Linked DNA regions of Mus musculus: region 1 is linked to region 2. A link is a loop called in an ENCODE intact Hi-C map of the cell type or tissue named here. Cell type or tissue: heart. All regions are shown on one strand. Each heading gives the region's core, and the rest is flanking DNA. Links, peaks and the distances in the headings are about the cores only. Region 1 holds the start of Mid2 (midline 2). Region 2 overlaps Mid2 (midline 2).

What was found. A loop is a pair of places that touch in the nucleus more often than their neighbours do. Peaks named below come from ENCODE experiments on the same cell type or tissue, not always from the same donor. Only the 100,000 strongest peaks of a DNase experiment are listed, where the experiment ranks them.
Region 1: it touches region 2 in a loop (4-fold over the local background); 7 of 42 quality-filtered maps call a loop at or near these places.

The regions. Positions count from the first base shown.
Region 1 is chrX:140,659,301-140,670,520 of GRCm38, reverse strand. It overlaps Mid2 (midline 2), which reads right to left and starts at 5,565. Exons shown (of 10, transcript NM_001358366.1): 1 at 5,243-5,565. The coding sequence starts at 5,246. In heart, for the core only: no CTCF peak of the experiment used is centred there; DNase peaks (open chromatin) are centred at 5,370 and 5,680; H3K4me3 peaks cover 3,355 bases; H3K27ac peaks cover 2,222 bases; H3K27me3 peaks cover 1,940 bases.
Region 2 is chrX:140,715,857-140,727,076 of GRCm38, reverse strand. The region is part of intron 3 of Mid2 (midline 2); the gene reads right to left. Among named protein-coding and RNA genes, the nearest start is that of Gm23199, 42 kb to the right of the region's middle. In heart, for the core only: a CTCF peak has its summit at 4,466 (motif pointing right); no DNase peak of the experiment used is centred there.

The sequences.
Region 1 (11,220 bases), core at 1,606-9,605, 57 kb after region 2:
ACGGTTCTAACTGATGCTCACATGTCTTAACATTTAGCTTCCCATATGGTCCTCCTGAGGGAAGAATTATTTCTAGTTTCTCTTTGTTCTGTTTTGTTTTTAAACAATTTATTCATTTATTTTTATTTTTATGTGCATTGGTGTTTTGCCTGCATGTATGTCTCTGTGAGGGTGTCAGATAGTGGAGTTACAGACAACTGTGAGCTGCCATGTGGGTGCTAGGAATGGAGTCAGTGCTCTTAACCAGTGAGCAATCTCTCCAGCCCCTCTAGTGTTTTCTTTTAGGCTGCCATCATACATTGAGAGACCTCAGAACTGGAGGTTGATTACTGGCTAGGACAGAGAACTGACCCAGTTCCTGACTAATAGGCATTAAGGCCTACTTAGTATTTTATAGTTCAAGAATTGAATGCTATTCCCCTCTAATAAATGGCTCCTAAACCTACCACTTTGAGCATTTTATATAATTCAATCATCATAAATATTAAAATGAATATCAAAAATAACAAGACCAAAAGTCACAATCTGCCTAAAATACAAAAGATTAATGAAAGTGTGATCAAAATACATTGTAGAAATGTATAAAGATTTCACAGAATAAAAATATTATTTAAAAATGATTAATCAAGGTAACCAAAAATGGATTTGCTGAGGTAACTTAAAATATTTGACAAGAATTTTAAGTATGATTCATAATGCAGATTACACTGGCAGAGCTGTAAGCCTGAGGAACAAATGAAGAAGAACCTTATTCACCTAGGCTACTAGTGCAAATTTTCATCCATTTTAAGACTGAACTTCTAATCCTCTGTTTTTTCAATGATGCATTTTTAAATATCTGGTGATTTTTAAAGTATTTAGTGTCCTACTGGGATGGACAGTCATTTCTACTTTTCCATAATAAAACTTGTAATATATGTATGTAGGGCACTCTATTGAATGTTAGGCTGTGAGGACCCCAAGTTCTGATCAGTAACAGGAGACAGAAAACAGAGGCCTATTTGAAAATCAAGCTTCCACTCTCCTGGGAACCGCATGGATCCTAGCAACACTGAACAAAAGGCTACAGACGCAGTGATAGAGGAATCTGAACTATAAACCATTTTTCTATCTCTGGACTGTATACACATACACACACACACACACACACACACACACACACACACACACACTTTGCTCTCCTAAGTCAGCACTGTCTTCCATGCCTGCACTTTATGTTCCTATCAGAGCAAATTGCAAAATATTAGGAGTTTAGGTTTCAGGAAGAGTTGTCATTATAGAATGGGTTTGTTTGTTTGTTTTTTATCAGATCATCTGGTCTCTGTAAGAGGATGATGCAGAGCCAGAGGATACTGTTCATCATCAACCAGAGGAGTCTGACCTGCAGAAAGAGGCTAAGACAAAGCCCAAGGTCAGGCAGTCAGGGTGTGGTGGAGAAACAAGAACCCACACTTTTCTAACCCAGTTACACTAAACCAACATCGTAGTGTATATACTCTATTCAGGCAAATAACACATGGAGAAAGTGATGGTGGGATGGTGTCACTTCTTTTCCCCAAATGCCTCTGCCATGTTTATAGGCTTTCTGGAAGTCTGACTATCAAAAATGTTATGTGATTTTATGGTCATGAAAAAAAAAAAAAAGATGAAAAAGGTAGCAGACAGAAAAAGCCACAGAGCACAGCCTTCTACAGTGCACAGAAAACTTTCTGCAGTTTTAATCTATGAAAATGGATGGCGACAGGATTCTTGGCCCTTGAAGGTGAGAAGTGGGAAAGGGCACTAACAGTCTGCCCAGGGCAGACAATAGAGTGGGATTGTCTTTTCTTGCCACCAGTCATCTGAACTTCTCACTTGATGCTGTGACTCAACACACAGAGAAGCACTTTTCTAGCCTCCTCTGTTACCGCTCAGTGATGAACACTGTATTTGTTGAGGATCCAGAAATACACACAGTACAATATCATACTTTGTATCCAATTTTCAAAAAAGTGACTATATTTAGGGCTAGTGAAACTGCTCAGCGAGTAAACTTGCTGACAACCAAGACTGGTGGCTGGAGTTTGATCCAAAACACTGATGCAGTGGAAGAAAAGTGTAGATTTCCACAAGTTTTCCTCTAATCTCTGCTTGTATTCTATGGCACACATGCATGCTCATATGCACGCACATTCACACAAATAAATAACTGTAAAAATTTAAGTGAGTGTCTTATTCTATCCATCATAAACATGTCATACCTCATACTTTAATGATAGAGTGTGTCGAGTCAGGACCCTCTGCTTAAGGAGGCGTGTCAGAGACACAGCTTTCTTTTGCACAGAAGACAGGACAAAAAGTCAATACTAAATGGACTTGGAGCACCCTCAGACACCCTCGGGCCTCCTCTAGCAGCTGAGTCCCATTGCTAACATCTAGAAATTTAGCAAGCTGTATAAAGACCGAATGACAGTCAAGTAGTTATCGCTAAAAACTGCCATCTGAGACTTAACTGTGTGCCGCATCCCTGTCTTTGTCTTTAGGGGCTCTACATCCATGTTAAGGAAGAGAAAGTCTACTTCTAAGGAAAACCTGACAACCAGAGACAATATTCTTCACTCTTCATCAAGCCAATGATTCAAAATGCATTCTTCTGTAGTTTCCTTCCTAATTGTGGTGTCAGCAGGTTTTATGGGAGGAGAGAATGGAAAGGCTCACCACTCAGGACACTGCTTGGATGCAATTATGACACTCCACTGGCACTATTTTAAGACCTGCAGGTTGGAGCAAGTTGCCCTGTTTTTAGAGGAGGGATTAACCAAACCAATTTTATCTAAGTCAATTTGCGCTGTTCAGATGATATGTTTGTGAAGCAACCAAGCCACTCATTTGCAGCAAGTGCCTCTCAGAAGTGGTCTTGCAAGGTACAACATGCTAAGCAGGAATCCCAGTAGTCATGAAAGTAAATAGGAGAGACAGCTCTTCATGTGCCATAACCCTCTCTCCCTACTCCACACATCACCCACCCTGACTGCATCCTAGCCATGGAGCCATGGAACTGTAAGTAGAGTTTAGCATAGGGCAAATATGAGCCCAAAATACTGGGTCAAGGGCAGGTCCTCACTCAACACAGACAGCAGAGGCTTCTGTACATTAAAGGTGCTTTGAAAAATATTGACTCACTGCTGCTAGGTGCTAATTTTGCTTATATAGCCAGACCTAAATGTATCTATATTACTTTTATTGGTCATTAACTAACTCCCCCCATGTAGACTAAAAAAATGGGTGAGGTTGAATATTCAAATGAGTCTGACTCACATTGTTAGGGTAAAGTGTAATCAATATGATTTATGACTCGACTTAAAATCATCACCATTACTTTCTATGCCTAATTGTATATATGTTTCCATTCAGTTGCATATACATTCATGAAACAAATTGACTTAAGATCTAAATTACAATGATAATTTGAATCTCAAGGGAACTAATAATGGCAAATTAGGGTTCCTGTAAATTAGTGTTCCCATTTATACCCAGTCAATCCAGTAACCCAATAAAGGATAAATGAAGTGCTTTCATTGAAGAGTATAATGCTGAGGTTTATAGAATCCTTTTATCTTCAAAGGACCAAGCCAATACTCACAATACCCAGTACACAATATTATGCCTTTTATGCAAGTGAAGCAACTGTGAAAGAGAGGTCATACAAATGTCTAAAGGCCTTAAAGCCAATGCAACGTCACATCTGGAATGAACTCTCTGATCTTCTTGGCTTCCAGGCTTGTGTTTCAACCACATGAAACGAGTTTTGTAAGGAACAATCACGAGAAATCTAATTCATATTATGAGTCTGTGTTAAGCTAATTGATTGAGCAGGAATATATAAAAATAGCAAAGATTGATTCTCCCTTGGGGCAGTGATGAGCAGAGAGGAGGAGGTTAAAAAAAGGTGGGGATGCTGGGATAGGAATCTAGGGTACAGCAAAAGCTCCCCAAGCAGAAGTGAGCAAGAATGTAAACTCTCCATTTAGCAACTCCATCTTCTATTGGAATAGTGTCAGAGATCTGATTCGATTTCAGAGAGGAAATGGAATGGGATTAAAGTCAACTCTTGTGGTCCAATTCGAGAATCAGATTAATTAATCCCCACACAATAGTTGTGTACTATTACAGTTTCCAATGTCTTGCTTCATAAATACTCCTCCTTAGAGACAGACACACAACTAATGCCATTCAGCAGCCCCACCCTCCAAAATCTTCAAAAAAAATCAAAGTGATTGAAAAGCAAGAAGCCGCATTGCACAGGTTGACAGAGAAAAGCTGAGAGTGCAGGAACTCTGGTGGGAGATGTGGGGGCTTGAATAGAGACAGTACCTAAGGAGTGTGGAAGAGTGGGGAAAGTGAAGAGTCCAACAATCCCTGGATCCTAATTTCCTCCTCTAAATCGAAATGCCTCCTAAATAAATAAATACTATGCTGCACGTGAAGTGCGAAACAACCCAAGCCAGCTCATAACCAGTAATGTTCCAGTAATTTTTATGAGCCCGGAATGGAAAAGGCTCCCCTGTCCCTGCTTCAGTCGCAGTGTGTCCTATGGACACACTCAAGTTTTTCCCTCTCCACCCCCCCCCCCCCCACGGGGCTGCTTTCACAGCTAGGCCAGAAATAAAGAACCACCCAGACAGAGACCTGAAGATCGTTTCCCCAGCAGGGAGGAAAAGGGGAGGGAGAATTAAGTTTCTCCCGGGGTTCCCGCTCGCAGGGTGTCCACAGAATCTCAGGCTGCTGCGCCAGCACCACTGAGCCAACCGCCGACCTCGGGGCGCCGCCCGGGCCGAGGACGCCGTGGATTTCGGGAGCGTGGGAAGGCGGCTGCGCCCTTTCCCAGACTTGCGCCTAGGCGCCACGAGAGCTGAGCCGCTCCACTGCTTTCTCCCTGCTCGGCCTGGCCAAGCGGGAGGCCTCGGGCCGGTCCCCAGCCTGGGATCTAGGAGTGCAAACTCCTTCCCAGGAGGGCAGCGGCAGGAGCTCGGGTCACAACAGTGTGACAGACAACCGGGGCCCTGCCATTGCCGCCAGGACCCCGTCTCCCCCCTCTTGCCGCCCCCCCCCCCAAGCCCAAGTGTCCTCGGCCAGTTCCAGCCCCGGCGGCACCTGAAGAGCAGCAGGAGCCAGCCAGGGCCAAGCCCGGCGCGGGCGGCGACACTAGCCACCCCACCACCACCACCATCCCCCCGGGCCTCGGCGAGGGGACGCGTTTTACCCATATTGTTCCCGGGTGCCAGCCATCTCCTACGCGCGCCGGGGAGCGCCGGGCGCTCGCCGGCCTCCGCAGCAAGCTGGCTCGGGCTCCCGTGCAAGCTCCCGGGCCGCTGTCGCTGCTGCCGCCGCCGCCGCCGCCACCACCACTCTAGGCCGCCGCCCGCCTTCGCCGCTGCGGCCGCCGCCGCCGCCGCGCAACAGCCGGGATCCGCCAGCCCGCGCGCCCCACGGGGGACAGCACGGAGACCGCGACGTTCCCGCGTCTAGGTCTCCCGGGCTAAACTTAAAGAGTTTTCGCCTCTCGGTCCAGAGGCAGCACCATGACACCACCGCAGCACCACACTGTCATTTCCGCCGCAGCAGAGGGAAAAAAAAGGCAATCCCTTCGAAAGGAGGGTGGAGTGGGGGCAAGCAGAGCCGAGGCTGACACCCTACGGGAGCACGGGGAGGGGCCGGGCAGAAGGGGCGCTGGGCCACCTTCCTAGGCTCACCTTCCGCCGCCCCCGCCACTCCCAACTCCCCGTGCCCCTCCTCTGGAGGCGCGCTTACATGTTTTCTCCCCTGGCAGGAGTGACCAGAGAAACCCGAGCAAGCAAAGGCAGTGGGTGGGTGGGGTTCAGATTACTACTGTACCTACCAGCTGATTCCAGCAGCCTTTTCTCCAGCACCCTGTCATCTTGATGGAAGACACAGGGAGAAGGGGCCTGAGCAGGCGCGCACGAGCGTGTGTGTGTGTGTGTGTGTGTGTGTGTGTGTGTGTGTGTGTGTGTTTGCGCGTCCACGACCGGGTGGTGTGTGTGAAGCGCAGAAGGAAGACTGTGGCCAAACTCTTCACCCACCTACCTCCCTTCTACATCCACAAACCCCCAGATGAGAGCAAGGAGAAGGCTGTTGCACTCGCCAATGAAAAGAGTGTGCCTGGATCCTCCTCACAGGTCCTACTGGTGAAGCTGTTGTATGCAAAGTTAACTAGAGAGTAAAACAAAAATAGTGGAGGAGACAGAGAAGGGCAGACAATTGAAGGAAACCCAACCCCTTTTTCTTTTGACAAAGGGAGAATGGCAATGTTCTATTGGACTTGGGCACAAGTTGTTCAGGTGGATTAAAGCCACTAAAAGTGTATGGGGTAAGGTTTCTTTTGCACCTTCAGATCCTTGACCAATACAAAAGGGTCACTGCCAAGAGGACAATGAGGCAGATGCTAGCCATCCAGAATACAATGTCCCTAATAAGATCCATTTGGAAGCCAGGAGCCTCCCATTGGTCTGGATACAGCCTGTCTTTTAACCTATCACTGGCTCAAAGACTACCACCTCCCCCCAACACACACACACACACACACACACACACACACACACACACACTTAAAAGGTAGATGAGAGAAGGAAGCCACCTCAGAGGATATTCTTTCTAGCTCCACTCAAAATGAGGAAGGAATAAAGCAATCCGAAACAGCCCCTCTCACATGGGCCTCCCATTACTGTGCTTGGGAACAAATCCAGAAAAAAAAATGAAGGTAGATGGGTGTGTCTTATCAGGGAACCAATAGCAGTCAGCCAACAGCACTGTTAAACAAACCTGCTAGAGAACACTGGAGTGGAAATGAAGGGAAAAACCCAACCACATTACCTAAAAGGAAGTACAGCACCAAGAGATGTAAAAGTTAATGTGTCATATCCAAAGCACAGACAACAAGAGCAAAACCAAACAAATGAGACTACATAGCACCAACACCTACACAGCAGAGTACACAACCGACACATTGGGAATGGGAGAAAATGTTTTAAAACCATATATGCATGATAAGGACTTACTGTCTAGAATATGTGTTTTAAAAGGGGCAGAGAACTTAAATGGGTATTTTTCAAAAATAGAAAAATAGCAGATAATAAGATATTTAATGTGACTAATCATCAGGAAAATGGGAAATAAAACAGTGGAGATGTGTTGTATTTGGTTAACAGGATTATACTGTATTCTTGGACAAGGTCAGATGGGTAAATTCTCTACCATAGGACCTTTGACTCAATAAAACACTTGATTTCTTTTAAGTTCATGAGTCAGAAATCTGCTGATTTGCTGGGCAAATTCACCACACAAATATTAGAAATAATTATATATGTATATTTTATGTGTGTGCATCTATATTTACATTTATTTGGAGTCAGTCTGCCTGCGGAGAGACCCAGGTTGTTTAGTAACTAGGAAACTAAGGGCGATACGTCTAGTAGTGTGAAAAGGGACGTAGGGATATTTGTGGACAAATAAGTATTCTCAGTAAAGATACCTCTAAAGTTGATTGCACTGGTTATCTGGAGGACAGGAATAGGAAGGAAACAATGTTAACTTTCTGCTACTGTGATGAAAATCTGAGAAACTACTTAGGAGGAAAGATTTATTTTGGATTATGATTTCAGAGTTTTCAGTCTGTAGTCACTGGTCCTATTGATTCTGATGCTATGGGGAAGCAGAACACCATGATGGGACTGTAAAGGAACTTGCCTCACAGTAAGGAGGGAGGAGAGGGGAGGACGGGGAGGAGGAGGGGGTGGGAATAGGAGTTCAGAGTCCCAGTATACCATTCAAGGGCACATACCTAAGGGCCTACTTCCTATAACCAAGTCCCAGCTCCTAGTTTCCACCACCTCCCAATAGTCCTTTAAACCATGAATGCATCAGTGGACAAGTCAGTTGATGAGGTTAAAGCCTTTGTGATTCAGTTCATTCCCAAAGGACCCGCTTGGAACACCCACTGGTACAGAGTGGGCAAGTTGGCCTTCAACACATAAGCTTTTGCTGGGACATTTCAAACCCAAACCATGACAGGTAAGCATCCAGCACTGTATATGTTGTTTTGCATTTCTCAAATATTTTATTGACCTCTTAGAAACAAATTTAAAGGGTAAGGAGCATTGAGATAGGAAGTAGAATGGAGGATGCTAGGGACCAGTGGGAGAAGGAAATGAAACATCCTTTAAAGCGTACATGGTTTCTGTCTTGGATTTTTGAAATTTTTCTAGAAATAATTTGTTTTGTGAATGTATTTAATGCTACTGAATTGAACACTAAAAAGTGGTTAAAGTGTCAAAGTGTATGTTGTTAAAAAGTGAAAGATAGAAGTAGCACACTGGACAACTATAGATTATTCCACCTGTGGAAGATAGATCTTCGAGCCTGGTAACACCTTGTACACGATTCAAACCTAGAACTGAGATTAGTTTGTATGGAGATCTTTCAATAACTGCATATTGTGCGTTAAGAATGTTTTATGGATAGGGCATGGTGGTATATGCCTTTAGTCCTAGCACTAGAGAGGCAAAGACAGGTGGATCTGAGTTTGACGCTAGCCTGGTCTACAGAGTGAGTTCCAAGACAGTCAGGAATGCACAGAGAAACCCTGTCTTGAACACTAAAATTAAACAAAAAAAAAAGGAAAGCTTTTTGATAGTTTAGTTTAAAACAAAACAAAAGGTATGACTACAAAAAGAATGAGTCACAAATTGAAGTGAGAACTCAGTTGCACTACAGTCTCACTTGGTAAGATCCCCCACAGTGCAGTGAAGACTATTCTAGAACATAACGGAGTGACCACTTTCATTAGGGTGTACCTGAACAAAGCTAGCTCCATCTTGGTGGAGCTAACAGTAAAGGAGGTTTGATTTTAATGGCTTTTCTCACCCATTAGAAATGATCCCACCCTTTGTATTTTAGTCCATCTCCCCTGCACCTGAGTTTCCAGTGCTTCAGAGTCTCTGGCTTAAGAGAGCCCTGCACAAAATACCCAACCCTGCCTCTCCTCCCTAGGGAATGTTCTGGACCTTTCCTTTCCCCTCCTCACGACTTAACAGCTGCTGGGTTCCTTTTACAAAGGACCTTGCTAAGTGATTAAGGAATTCAATCAACTAACTCAAGCTAAATGTTAATAGCTTCATTTGTCTCTCTATTAGGAGATAATATTTTAATTTTAACAGAGGCCTTCAATGTATTAATTCAAAGGAATGACTAATGGCTTGTGTGGGTGGGAGTGGGGGATGGGGAGATTTTGCTAATCACATCACATAAGCAGCTGCTTTGAAAATATCCCCACTTTCAACGGTTTTATGCAAATTGCTCACTGTAAATTTATTAAAGTAAATGTTTTGTATCTGGCATGAGATGCAAAATTGGCTGGGAGTATGTGATGAAATTATTTGTTTATAATTATTTAATGGTTACCTTTGTATATAACATATGTTGATCCTATTAACAAAATAAATCTGGGCCCATAAAAAAAATTGTTTGACAGATTCAGCTGGAGGTGTTTAATTGAATTAGTCTGAAGCTGACTCACCACACCACAGGCCTGCAGTATGAAAGGGACAGCTCATCGGGCTATTTTTTTTCCAACTGAGAATGTAAGGGGGAGGGAGTGGCTGCAGATACTTTCTTCAGAGAACAGCACAGAGGCCAGTCTGTTCCACAAGGGAAAAAAAAATCACAGAAGGCTGATTTTGTTGTACAAGAACATCATTGCTTCTGCAGAAGGGGACCTTATACTGCTCTCAAAAGAAGCAGCTACTTGTCTGAAATCCAGAGGTTGACCAAAAGCTTCTCTAAGCAAGCAGCTCTTAACAGGATGGTGAGAAGAAAAGCACTTTCGGCACAGTCTTGTCAATAGGACACTGTTCTAAAACTCCAGTGGTAAATGCACTCCACAGTCTGCTTGAAAGAGAGTGGTTCAAAATAATTATGTTCCTACTGTGGAGAAATAGCATGTGCCTGGTGCATTTTATTCTTTCATTTCCACTCTGCTACCGTTTTCATGTTTTATAACTTTTCTGAGTTGTTCTAATAAACATGTATGTTTGCTCTCTGCATTGCATTGGTCCTAGAGGTTTAATGTGCCATCAGGGCCAATCTAAATCTTACCACCGACCAGGTCTTCCCAATCAACAGTGTCGGTTACTTACTGTCTGGCTTCCACAACAACACACCTTTCCTGGTTTTCCTACCACCTCACTACATGTTCCTCAGGTTCTGTTGTTTCTTCCTCCTGTTTTTCTATCCCTGAAGACTGTATCCCACAGAGCTCAGGTCTGGACTCCCCTTTCCATAAATAGTCACTTCAGTGGGAGACCCTCTAGTCCTATGATTTCCAGTGTGATCCATATACTGATGGATCCCAGTGTGATTCATATACCCAGTTTTATTTCCCCATCTCAGATCTCTTCCTTGGGTCCAAGCTCTCACATGAATCTCAGTGCTTTCCGGCTCCAGTTGCCTGCCTAATAGGCAATGTTAAGAATATGGCCAAAAAGGACCTCTCACTTTCTATGCCCATTCCATTTCATTTAGTGGTATCACCCAGCTACCTAAAACAGACTCTGGCATGCCATCCTAGACACTTTCCATGCCCCAGCGCCCAACATCTAACTGGTAATCTAGTCAGGTTTTCATTTTCCCACTTCTGGCCCATGATCCTTTCAAAATGGAAATCTAATCATTTAAAACCTCAACCCCTGCTACAAACTCTGTCTCCTCTCATTGCCATTAAAAGAAATTGCAAATTGCAAAAGGTATAGCAGACCTGGCAGTAGCCATTCTCTGCCAAACTCTCCAACTTCATCTTATACAACTCCCATCCTTGCCCACAATAATCCAAGCACAATGGCCTTCTAATACCCTTGAAAAGACACACGGAGGCTGGTGAGATGCCCTTCCAAAGGTCCTGAGTTCAAATCCCCAGTAACCACATGGTGGCTCACAACCACCTGTAATGAGACCTGATGCCCTCTTCTGGGATGTCTGAAGACAGCTACAGTGTACTTACATATAATAAATAAATAAATCTTAAAAAAAAAAAAGACAAGACACACCACTCTTAGACACCCCCAAGAACATCACATGCTCTTACCTCTCTTTCAAATTGTACTTCCTCCCACTCTCCATAAGTCTGTCCAATGTCTTCTCTTAGATTACAGAGCACCTGATCAGATAATC
Region 2 (11,220 bases), core at 1,415-9,414:
AAATACAATACATCCCACATGTGGAAAATGTAATTGATGTACACATGCTTATTTTACCCTTGCCTACCTACCAAAAATCTTTGACAATATAGGGAAGGGCCAGTTTGCTCCACATACCTGCCTTAGGAATGGCTTTTCTAGAACAATTGAATATGGTAATTTCGGTGCTGGGTTTGGAGAACTTTCTTTCCCGGAATCAGACCATGAAACCTTTGTAGTCTTCAAGTTAGCTAATGTCTCCCTCAATGTGACCCCTTTAATAATCTTATTTGTTTTACAAGCCTACCCCAGCTTCTCCTCCCTTCTCTCTTCCTCCCAATCTTCCCACACTCACCCTCTCCCCTGCCCATCCATTCCTCCGCTGTGTCTCTTCAGAAAAGGGCAGGTCTCTCATGGATATCAAACAGCCATGGCATATCAAGTTACAGGAAGACTAGGCACCTCCTCTCCTATTAACGCAATGTGAGGCAAACTAGTAGAAGGAAAGTGTCACAAAGGCAGTTAAGAGGGTCAGAGCCAAGAGAAAGTACCCAAGGAGCTAAAGGGATCTGCAACCCTATAGGTGGAACAACATTATGAACTAACCAGTACCCCGGAGCTCTTGACTCTAGCTGCATATGTATCAAAAGATGGCCTAGTCTGCCATCACTGGAAAGAGAGGCCCATTGGACACGCAAACTGTATATGCCCCAGTACAGGGGAACGCCAGGGCCAAAAAAATGGGAAGAAGTGGGTAGGGAAGTGGGGGGGAGGGTATGGGGGACTTTTGGGATAGCATTGTAAATGTAATTGAGGAAAATATGTAAATAAATAAATAAATAAATAAATAAATAAATAAATAAATAGAGGGTCAGAGCCAGCCCCTCCTCCCACTGTGAGGAGTTCCACAAGAAGACCAAGCTATACAACTGTTACACATGTGCAGAGTGCCTTGGTCTGTTCCATGCAGGCTCCCTTGTTGGCAATTCAGTCTGTGTGAGCCCAGATTAGTTGATTCTGTAGGCCATGTTCTTATGGTGTCCTTGACCCCTTTGGCTTTGACAATCTTTCCTCCCCTTCTTTGGCAGAATTTCTCAAGCTCCACCTAATGTTTGGCTGTGGGCTGCTGCATCTGTTTCCATCAATATGCCCTTTTTATACAAGGCAATTGCTCAGGACATGAAAGAAAAGAGCAGGAAAGGTATGACCTAGACTTTGCATCTAGTGTTTTATGTATGTACACAATTAAATTTTCTTTGTGAAATGAGGTAGAGACCTACTTTAAAAATAAAAACCCCTCAAAGGCCACCTTCTGTTGCCAGGCAGGAACACCAGTAGAGCGATAGGAACAAAAACCCACCCACAAAACTTTCAAACACAAAATTATCCCGTCTACAAGAAATGCAGGAATGGGGAATGGAGTAGAGACTGAGGGAATGGCCAACTGATAACTGGCCCGAATTGAGACCCATCTTATGTGCAAACATCAATCTCTGACACTATTAATGATACTCTGTTCTGCTTGCAGACAGAAGCATGGCTGTCTTCTGAGAGGCTCCACCCTGCAGCTGTCTCAGACAGATGTAGACACCCACAGCCAAACAGTGGAAGGAGCTTGGGGACTCTTATAGAAGAACAAGAGAAAGGATTGAGGGCCCCAAAGGGGATAAGAACTCCACAGGAAGACCAACAGAGTCAGCTAACCTGGACCCTTGGGGCTCTCAGACTGAATCACCAACCAAAGATCATACACGGGCTAGACCTAGGACTCCCTACACATATGCAGCAAATGTGTAGCTTGGTCTTCATGTGGGTCCCAAACTGGAAGAAACGGGGGACTGTCCCAAAAGCTGTTGCCTATCCATGGGCTATGTTCTTCTATCCAGGCTGCCATGTCTGGCCTCAATGGGAAAGGATGCACCTAGTCTCACAGCGACTTGATGTGCCAGGGTCTGTGGGATAACAAGTATGAGCCCCTGGGCTCAGAAGAGAAGGGTGGGGGGAATGGGGGAAGGGTCATGGGCAGGGGTGATCGGGATGGAGGCAGTGAGCATGATGTAAAGTGAATAAGTAAGAATACATACATGCAGCCAGGAAGTGGTGGCGCACGCCTTTAATCCCAGCACTTGGGAGGCAGAGGCAGGCAGATTTCTGAGTTCGAGGCCAGCCTGGTCTACAGAGTGAGTTCCAGGACAGCCAGGGGTACACAGAGAAACCCTGTCTCAAAAAAACAAAACAAAACAAACAAACAAACAAACAAAAACCCAAAACAAAACACCCAAAAAACAAAACAAAACAATACATACATACATATACATACATACATACATACATACATACACACATACATATCCCATCAGAACTATGAACAGATTAGATTTGAAAAAGACTGAAAAACCTCATAGATTTCAACCTTATCACTGTATTGCTAAATTGTGAGTTCTGGAAACAGGACAGAATCATCCAACATCGTATTAAACGCCACTCTGGAGCTGTGTTTGGACTGCTCATCTGGTGTTCTTTCACTCACTACTTCTCTACTACACAGTAACTGGTTACAAACCCACAAGGAGATACAAGTCTCTAACTTGTACCTCTATGCATTTACTCTACAAATAAGAACATTTATGCAAGCGTGCACACACAACTAATATGAACTACTATAATAGCCCCAAAGCTGGAAACAACCGAAATATTCCCTGCTGAGAGCAAGAATAAGCAAACAATGGAACATTCATATAACAGAACGCCCTCCCAACCATATAAAATCATAGAACAAAACTATTGATACAAGCTGAATGGATCACAGAGGCATTATAAGTGACACAGAAAATCATAATTATTTTGAATACTATATGATTCTACTTACAAAACATTACAGAAATGACAAAATTATAATGATGAACAGACCAGTGGCTATAAGGAAGACAGATGTGACTATACTACAAATTGGTAGCACATGGGGTTCAACAAACAACTCAGTGGTTAAGAGCACTGGCTGCTCTTGCAGGTTTAGTTTCCACCATGCACATCCAATGATTCACAACCATCTGTAATGTCGGGTCTAGGGGTTCCAACAGTCTCTTCTGGTCTCTGTGAGCACCAGACATGCAGTCTGTGCACAGATATGAATGCAGGCAAAACATCATACACATAAAGTAGAAATAAATACCTAAATCTAATTTTTAAAAGGAGGTAGCACATGTGATTTTGAAGGGGAGATAACAAAATGACTTAATTCCAGTAGTGATCATGAGAATACATATACATGACAAAATATACGCCTCCTCCCAAGTCAAAATGTAAACAAACAAAAAAGGAAACTCTCTAGAGTTCCTATAAGCTTTTAGGCATGCCTAGGGAGACATTTCTGTAGTTTTCTGAAACTCTAACAATTACAAATGTCTGGTAAAATAGTTGAATCCAATATAATCTCAATCTCTTCCTCTGTGTCTCTCGTTCTATGCCTCTCCCTCCACACATATATCATTCTGCATCCTTCATTATTTTTATACCAGTCATAATTCTTAATAAGAATATGTTTTAAAAATGTTTGCCAGGCAGTGGTGGTGCACGCCTTTAATCCCAGCACTTGGGAGGCAGAGGCAGGTGGATTTCTGAGTTTGAGTCCAGCCTGCTCTACAGAGTGAGCCCAGGACAGCCAGGGCTACACAGAGAAACCCTGTCTCAAAAAACAAAAACAAACAAAAAAATTGTGCCTCTTAACTTGGATGCAAGCTCCTTAATGGTGGGGCCATTGTTTTGCTCACAACTGAATCCACAACATGTAGCCTAGTGCCTGACATACTGTAGGTAAAGCTACAAGTATCAGTTGAATCAGTCAACGAATAAGAATGACTGTGTTGACTCTGAAGTCAAGATATAATGAACAAAGCCTATACAGATAGCTTTTCACATCTGTAAGTTCCGTACCTGTGGATTTAATCAACTTCATAATTGAAATATCTGAACAAATTGGCATCCGTATTGAATATGTACAGATATTTGGTCTTATTCCCAAGCAATTTAGTACAACAACTATTTATATAGCCGCTACACTGTGCTATTATAAGTAATCTGCAAATATTTAAAGTATATACAAGGATATAGTTAGATTATATGCAAATACTAAATCCTGCTATGCCAGGGACTTGAGCATCTGAGAATTTTGGTATCTGAGCCAATCCTCCATGGATACTGAAGGAGAACTGTGCCGTGTTACATTTTTTTCACTACATGAGACAAATAGCGCTTATATTTTCTTTTTACAAGATGGCTCAAAATTGTTTTCTTTGATCTGTTTTGTCATCTCAATATTGTTTGCTGAAATATGAAAAAACGGAGAAATGTCTAAATAACAACATAGGTTTTAGGAGACCACATATTTTAAAATACTTCCTTTCTTACTGTTGAAAGAAAAAATTACCTTACCAGGGTAACTGGTTCACCCTTCTGGGGCATTAAAAACTATACTTCGAAAACCTAGCCACCAGGGGGAGCTGTTTACTTAATCATCGTTTTCTTAACAGTGCTAGTACCAAGCCATGTGCTGGGTATAAAACAAAAGAAGCTTATATACCCCATTTTATTTATCTAGTTTTCAGTAGAGGGACATCTAGATTGTTTCCAGATTCTGGCAATTATGAATGAAGCCACTATGAACATAGTTAAGCAAGCGTCTTTACAGTAGAAGGGAGCATCCATTTGCTAGATGCCCAAAAGTAGTAGAGGTGGGTCTTGAGATAGATTCTCAATTTTCTACAGAACAACCATATTAATCCCATTTGTAAACCATACAAATCCCACTTGTATAGTGGCTATACAAGTTTGCACTCCCACCAGCAATGAGGAAATGTTTCCCTTGCTCTACGTCGTCGCCAGAACAAGATGTCACTTGTGTTATTTATGTTAGCTTCTCTGACAGGTTTAAGATGGAATCTCAAAGTAGTTTTGGTTTGCATTTCCCTGATGGCTAAGGACGTTGAACACTTCTTTAAGGGCTTCTCAGCCATTTGAGATTCCTCCATTGAGAATTCTCTGTTTAGATGTGTACCACATTTTTAAATTAGATTGTTTGGGGTTCCTTTTATGTCTAGTTTCTTGAGTTCTTTATATATTTTGGATATTGGCCTTCTATCAGATGTGGAGTTGGTTAAAAAAAAATTCTTTCTCCACATTTGCACAATGGAATATTACTCAGCAGTTTAAAAAATGACATGAAATTTGCAGGCAAATGGATGCAACTAGAAAAAAAAAATCATCCCGAGTGAGGTAACCCAGAAACACAAACATGGTACATATTCATTTATAAGTGGATATTGCCTATAAAGCAAAGGATAATTATATTGCGACCCACAGACACAAAGAGCTTAGGTAACAAGGAGGCTTATAGGGGAATGCATGGATCTCCCTGGGACAGGGAAACAGAATAGATTTTGCTGGTGGACTGGGGGATAGTATGGATGGAAAGAGGAAGGATCAAATTGGAAGAGATATGGAGGGATAAAGTATAGGGACAGATGACTGGAATTGGAGGGCATATGGGGGGGGGACATAGAAACCGAGTGAAGTGGAAACTGCCTGGAATCTATGAAGGGGACTCTAGTGAAGACTCCTAGTAATGGGGGATATGGAGCCTAAGCTTGAACTGGCCATCTTCTATAGCCAGGCGAGGCTTCCAAGTGGTGGGGTGGGACACCAATCCAGCCACAAAACCTTCCACCTACAATCTGTCCTGCCTACAAGATGTGCTGGGCAATAGTAGTGCAGAACTTGTAAGAGTGGCCAAACAAGTGACTGGTCTAATTCAAGGCCATTCCATTAGAGGAAACCCATGCTGGACAATGCCTGGATGATCAGGAACTGGAGGATTGGTAGCCCAGAAACCTAGGGTAAAACTGAACATGGCCAAAAAAAAAATTAGGAAATCATTCATAATGATATTCAGAGATCAGTGTCTAGCCCAATCATCATAAAAGAGGCTACCTCCAGCCACTGATGGGAACTGCTACAGAGACCCACAGCCAAACATTAGGCAGAGTGTCTAGGTTGGAAGTCTCCATCATGCCCCTCCCCCTAGAGCTCAGGGACCCCCACAGAAGATGGGGAGGCAGAATTGTGGTAGCCAGAAGGGTCAAAGACACTAAGAGAGCAAGGCCCAGAGAACTAATAAATGCGACTCATGGGGGTTGGGGTGGGGGTGGGGTATTCACAGAGACTGACATGGTAATTGCAGAGCCTGCATGCAATTGTGCTAGGTCCTCTGCACATATGTTATGGTTGTTGGCTTGGTGTTTTGGGGGAACTCCTGACAATGTGAATGGGGGTGTCTCTGGCTCTTTTGCTTTTATTTGGGATCCTTTTCCTCCTACTGAGTTGTCTCATCCAGCCTTGATGTGAGGGTTTGTGCCTAGTCTTATTGTAACTTATTGTGTATTTACAGTTGGTATCCCTGGGAGGCCTGTTCTTTCCTGAAGGAAAATAAATGTAGGAGTAATGGATCTAGGGGAGAAGGCAGGGGAGGGGGAGCTTGGAGGAGTAAGGATGATGGGAAGTTGCTGTAGGGGTGTACTGCACAAGAAAAGAATGAATACAATTACAGGATATCTTACTCTTAGAGTTTTGTCTGGTGGAGAGAAAAAAAATTAATACACAAAAGTGCAGAGGTGAAAGTATGATTGGCGTACTCTGGGCATAGGAAAGGGAAGAACCTAAACTAGGTAGAAGAAGGGCAAGGAAGATGGATGGAACATGGGTCATGGCTTTCCTGGGGAGGAAGAGTCTTCAACAGTGCTTTATAGGACAGTCAGCCAGAAGAAAAGAAAACCAGTTAGCTCCTGCGTAGACAAGGTCTATGTCCATCACTGTACCTCAAGTGCCTGGCCAAGGGTAAACATGAACATAAGTGTTTGTGAAGTTGGTGAACAAAACATGAAATGCAGATGCTAAAAGAACAGACTATGAAGGGAACCACAGTCCTGATCATGGTGGGTCTTACATACCTTTACATTAAATGCAGTGGGGAAGCACTGAAGTCTTTGTGAAAGAGAAGTGGCATAATGCATTTGCATTGTAGAAAGCCCAAACTTTTGGATAGTATGGAACCTGGATGGTGAGGGGCAGGGTGGTGACAGAATGGATCAGAAAGAACCATTAGGCATAGCAGTTTTCTAAATGACTATGGCAAAGCCATGACTCCTGCCTTCAGGAAGCTGTTAGTTTAACACATGATATATGTATGGTCAGGAAATTTCAGTACAACAGTATAGTAGAGGTGCCCACATGATGCTCTGCTTAAGTTCATGTACCATGTGGGTGGCAATGGTAGTCCCAGAAAGTAAGTTTCTGACTATTACATGAGCTTTATTCAAAGCTGCCCTGGTTGTGCTTCTCTGAATAACAGAAGGAGGGAAAGACAGGGCAAGTAATGGAAAGTTTATACCTTCTTTATTCTTGGACTGGGATGCAGGGAAAATTTAGTCCCTCTTGGCACTCATGTCTGTCATAAGCATTCTTCCCCAAGACCTTCGTTTCTTGAAGATGAATACAGCATTCAAATATTCTCTACACACATTCAGAGCCAGCAATCTCTACTGGAAGGTCCAGAGAAATGCCAAGTCTAACATCTAAGGACAGGAAAGGAATTATTCTGAGAAAGAAGAGCTTCTTTCAGAAGCAGTGGATTTCCGAGGACAAAACAGAAAATCCTCGGTCCGTGTTCAGAAAAGGCAGGGGACCACTAGAAAACAAAACAAAACAAAACAAAACAAAACAAAACAAAACAAAACAAAACAAAAAAACAAAGCAGAAGAATGCAATCAGCTACAGCAGAAAAGTGCACTCCTCGGAGCTGGACAGGACAGGTCAGGTCAAGAGTGAGGAGAGGAGAGAGGCACCAGAGGAAAAAGCCCTACGGAAAAGAACATGATGAGTCATGTTTGCGCACGTAACTGATAGGAAGTCTCAGAATAGTCTCATCTCTGTGACAAAAGACAAGTATTTCTTGAGGATATAGTTCCATGGGTCTCAACTAAGTCATATGGCAAGAAGGACTAGTGCACTTGATGGATGAGTTAAGAAAAGGAGAGAAACAGATCTATATTAATATATTGGTGTCTGTCCACATATATTACACTACACACACACACACACACACACACACACACACACACACACACACACGCGCGCGCGCGCGCGCATATCACCCAGAACATGTTCTAAGTACAAATTCTTAAGGATAATATAAAGGAAGAAAAGTTCTCTGGAACTCCTGGGATGACAGCCTAACTTCACCATAACAAAATTCCATTAAAATTGAAAATGGATTTTTAAAAAAATGAGCATAAAATCAAAATATATTGCTAGACAAGCCTCCTTTACAACAAGTGGGCTCAGTTTCCTCTACTCTATATAGGATAATAGAAATACTAATCTCAGAAGATTTTGTATATGTTTATTAGATAGTGTCATTTAATCATCTTATACACTTTCTAATGTGTGATAAAATGTCAGTTTCCTTTTGTTTTTGTCTTGTTTCACCATGACATCTATGACTATGGCAACTGTGACTCCTCCTATAACTTTTTCATCATCTGCAGAAAGAAGCAAGTATCATTTTATCATCTGAAATACTTTTCTTTGGTTTAAAACTGTGATGTGCTTTGTTTTGTGGGACATCCCGGACCAGGCATGATTTGTTTTTACCATTTTTACCCTTTCCCTTACTCTTCCTTCTGTAGCTCTTGATCCCATTCGAGAACACAGTGACCTCCACACTGTAGGACAGGGTTAGCTCCTCTCTAAAAGGAAGACAGACTATCCTCCTGGTGCCACGCTATCACACTTCCCATCAGTATTCAGAAGAAAAGGTCAGTGCCCAGAGGGATTGACTCTCTCCCTACCAGGAACCACATCATCACCTATTTAGTATCATCATTCAGAGCAAAGGGGCAATGGCAGGAGGGAGTCAACCACTGAGTTTTGACAAAACACCAATCACATTTCATATGGTTAGCTAGAAAAGAATTTGGCTGGCCCAAACTTGTTTTTCTGCTCTAGGATACCCCATAATTAACACAATCCCCAGGCTTTGAGGGCCAAAAGATATTCGCTGGAATCTAAAAGAAATAGGTGTCAATGAAAGAAAGGTAACTACCATATTCATTTAGTTATAAAAATATATCACTGTAATTGCATTCAGATTTAAGTCTTCTTTATAGTGCTTCTGGAGGGAGTTTTCCATCTGTTCTGTGCTGGGAGCTCCAAGCAGAGTAAAATCTCTGTATACAGGAAGCTCATTAAAACACTTGCTAACAAATGTCTACTTTCTCTCATTCAATTTCCATTCTATGTAGCATAGCAGGGAATCAACCTATTAGCCTGCCTGCCTGCCATTGGGGTGGGAAAGAGAGTCAGTTATTAAAATAACAGCAACTCTGACATTATACAAGTGCTGCTGGAGTCACAAGGAAATAGGCTTACCCAGAGATCTCAATGAGTGTTGCCTTGCTGTGAAAAGCCATTATATATACATATACATATACATATACATATACATATACATATACATATACATATACATATACATATACATATATACATTCACACATATACTTGTGTGTGAATGTTCTGTGAATATAACAGAAAAAAGTTTCTGTAAGTTACAAAATATATGTACATATATACGTATGTATTTGTGGTCATATATATATATATGTGTGTGTGTGTGTGTGTGTGTGTGTGTGTGTAATTTTACATAAATTTTATATTACATAACTCTCTCAACTACTCTTAAGGTAAGGCAAGTAAGCCTGTTTTCCCCACCCCAATAGTTGCTAGACAAAAAAACCTAACTTTACAGAGCCACTTTCTCATACAAATTTGCCCTTAGTGACACCGTTAACTTCATTCACCCATATCTACCTAGTGAGGCCATGGAGAGAATAACAGTACTGTACAGTCATCATGGTTTAGCATAAAGAGAGCTCTGTAAGCTATTTCATGTCTATATCTATCTTTACAGCAACCCAAGAGGTATATGGATCAGAGTGATGTCTGCATTTTATGGATAATGATTAACAGGTCCATAGGAATAAAAAAAAAAAATCAAGCAAGCTTGTTAGTGTTGGTTCCAACGTAAGCTGAGCTGCCAACTCTGAAACAGATTATCTATGTTCCCTCCCTCCCTCCCTCCCTCCCTCCCTCCCTCCCTCTCTTTTTAACAAGGTACACATAGCTAAGGATTACCTTAAACTTTTGATTCTCTTGCCTCTATCTCCCAAGTGCTAGGAATTCATTCAGTGCTGGACATTGAACCCATGAGGGCTCAATGTATCTCTAGCGATAGAGCTAGATCCTCAGCCCACCCACGTTCCATTAGAACCATCAAAGTCGTCCTGCTTTTTGATCACACTCTTTGTAGCTAAAACTATTATTTGGGAAAACTGGCCCCTCTTTCTTTTGAGGAGTTTCATGTGCTGTTTCTGTGTTTTATTAGTACTTTTTTTTCTACCCCAGAAGGCAGCACAGTCAAGTAGAAAGAGCTCTGTATTGGAAGTCAAGTAGGCTTGACTGGATTCTAATCACTTTTCTCTGAGCTTATCTTTCTGACCTGTAAAACAGAAATAACACTATCTCAGAAGTAGTTGTGAAAACCAAATGAACTAATAGAGACAGGGATCTCATAGTACCAAGTACACAGTAGGAGTTAAATAAATACGGATTTCCTTCCCCATTGCTCTCCCACTCCAACCTGCTGTGCTGGATTGAAAACAGGCAACACTGCTTTCGCCCCAAGCCGAAATTCAGGCTTTGATTCATGATCCTACTTGTCTTACTGTAACACAGGGTGGCTCACATTTCAGCTTTTGGATGATCACTTAAAATGACTACTCTCATAATCTTTTTTAAAATCTGTGTTATGCCAGACCCGCCAAAGCTCCCAGGGACTAAACCACCAACCAAGGAGTACACATGGAGGGATCCATGGCTCCAGCCACATATGCGACAGAGAATGGCCTTGTTGGATGTCAGTGGGAGGAGCAGCCCCTTGGGCCTGAGGGGGTTCGATGCCCCAGTGTAGGGGAATACCAGGGCGGGAGAATGAGAGTGGATGGGTGGGTTGGGGAACACCCTCATAGAGGCACAGAGGAGAGGGGATGGGATAGGGAATTTCCAAAGGGGAAACCTGGAAGGGGATAACATTGAAATGTAAATAAATAAAATAACCAAAAAAATAAAAAT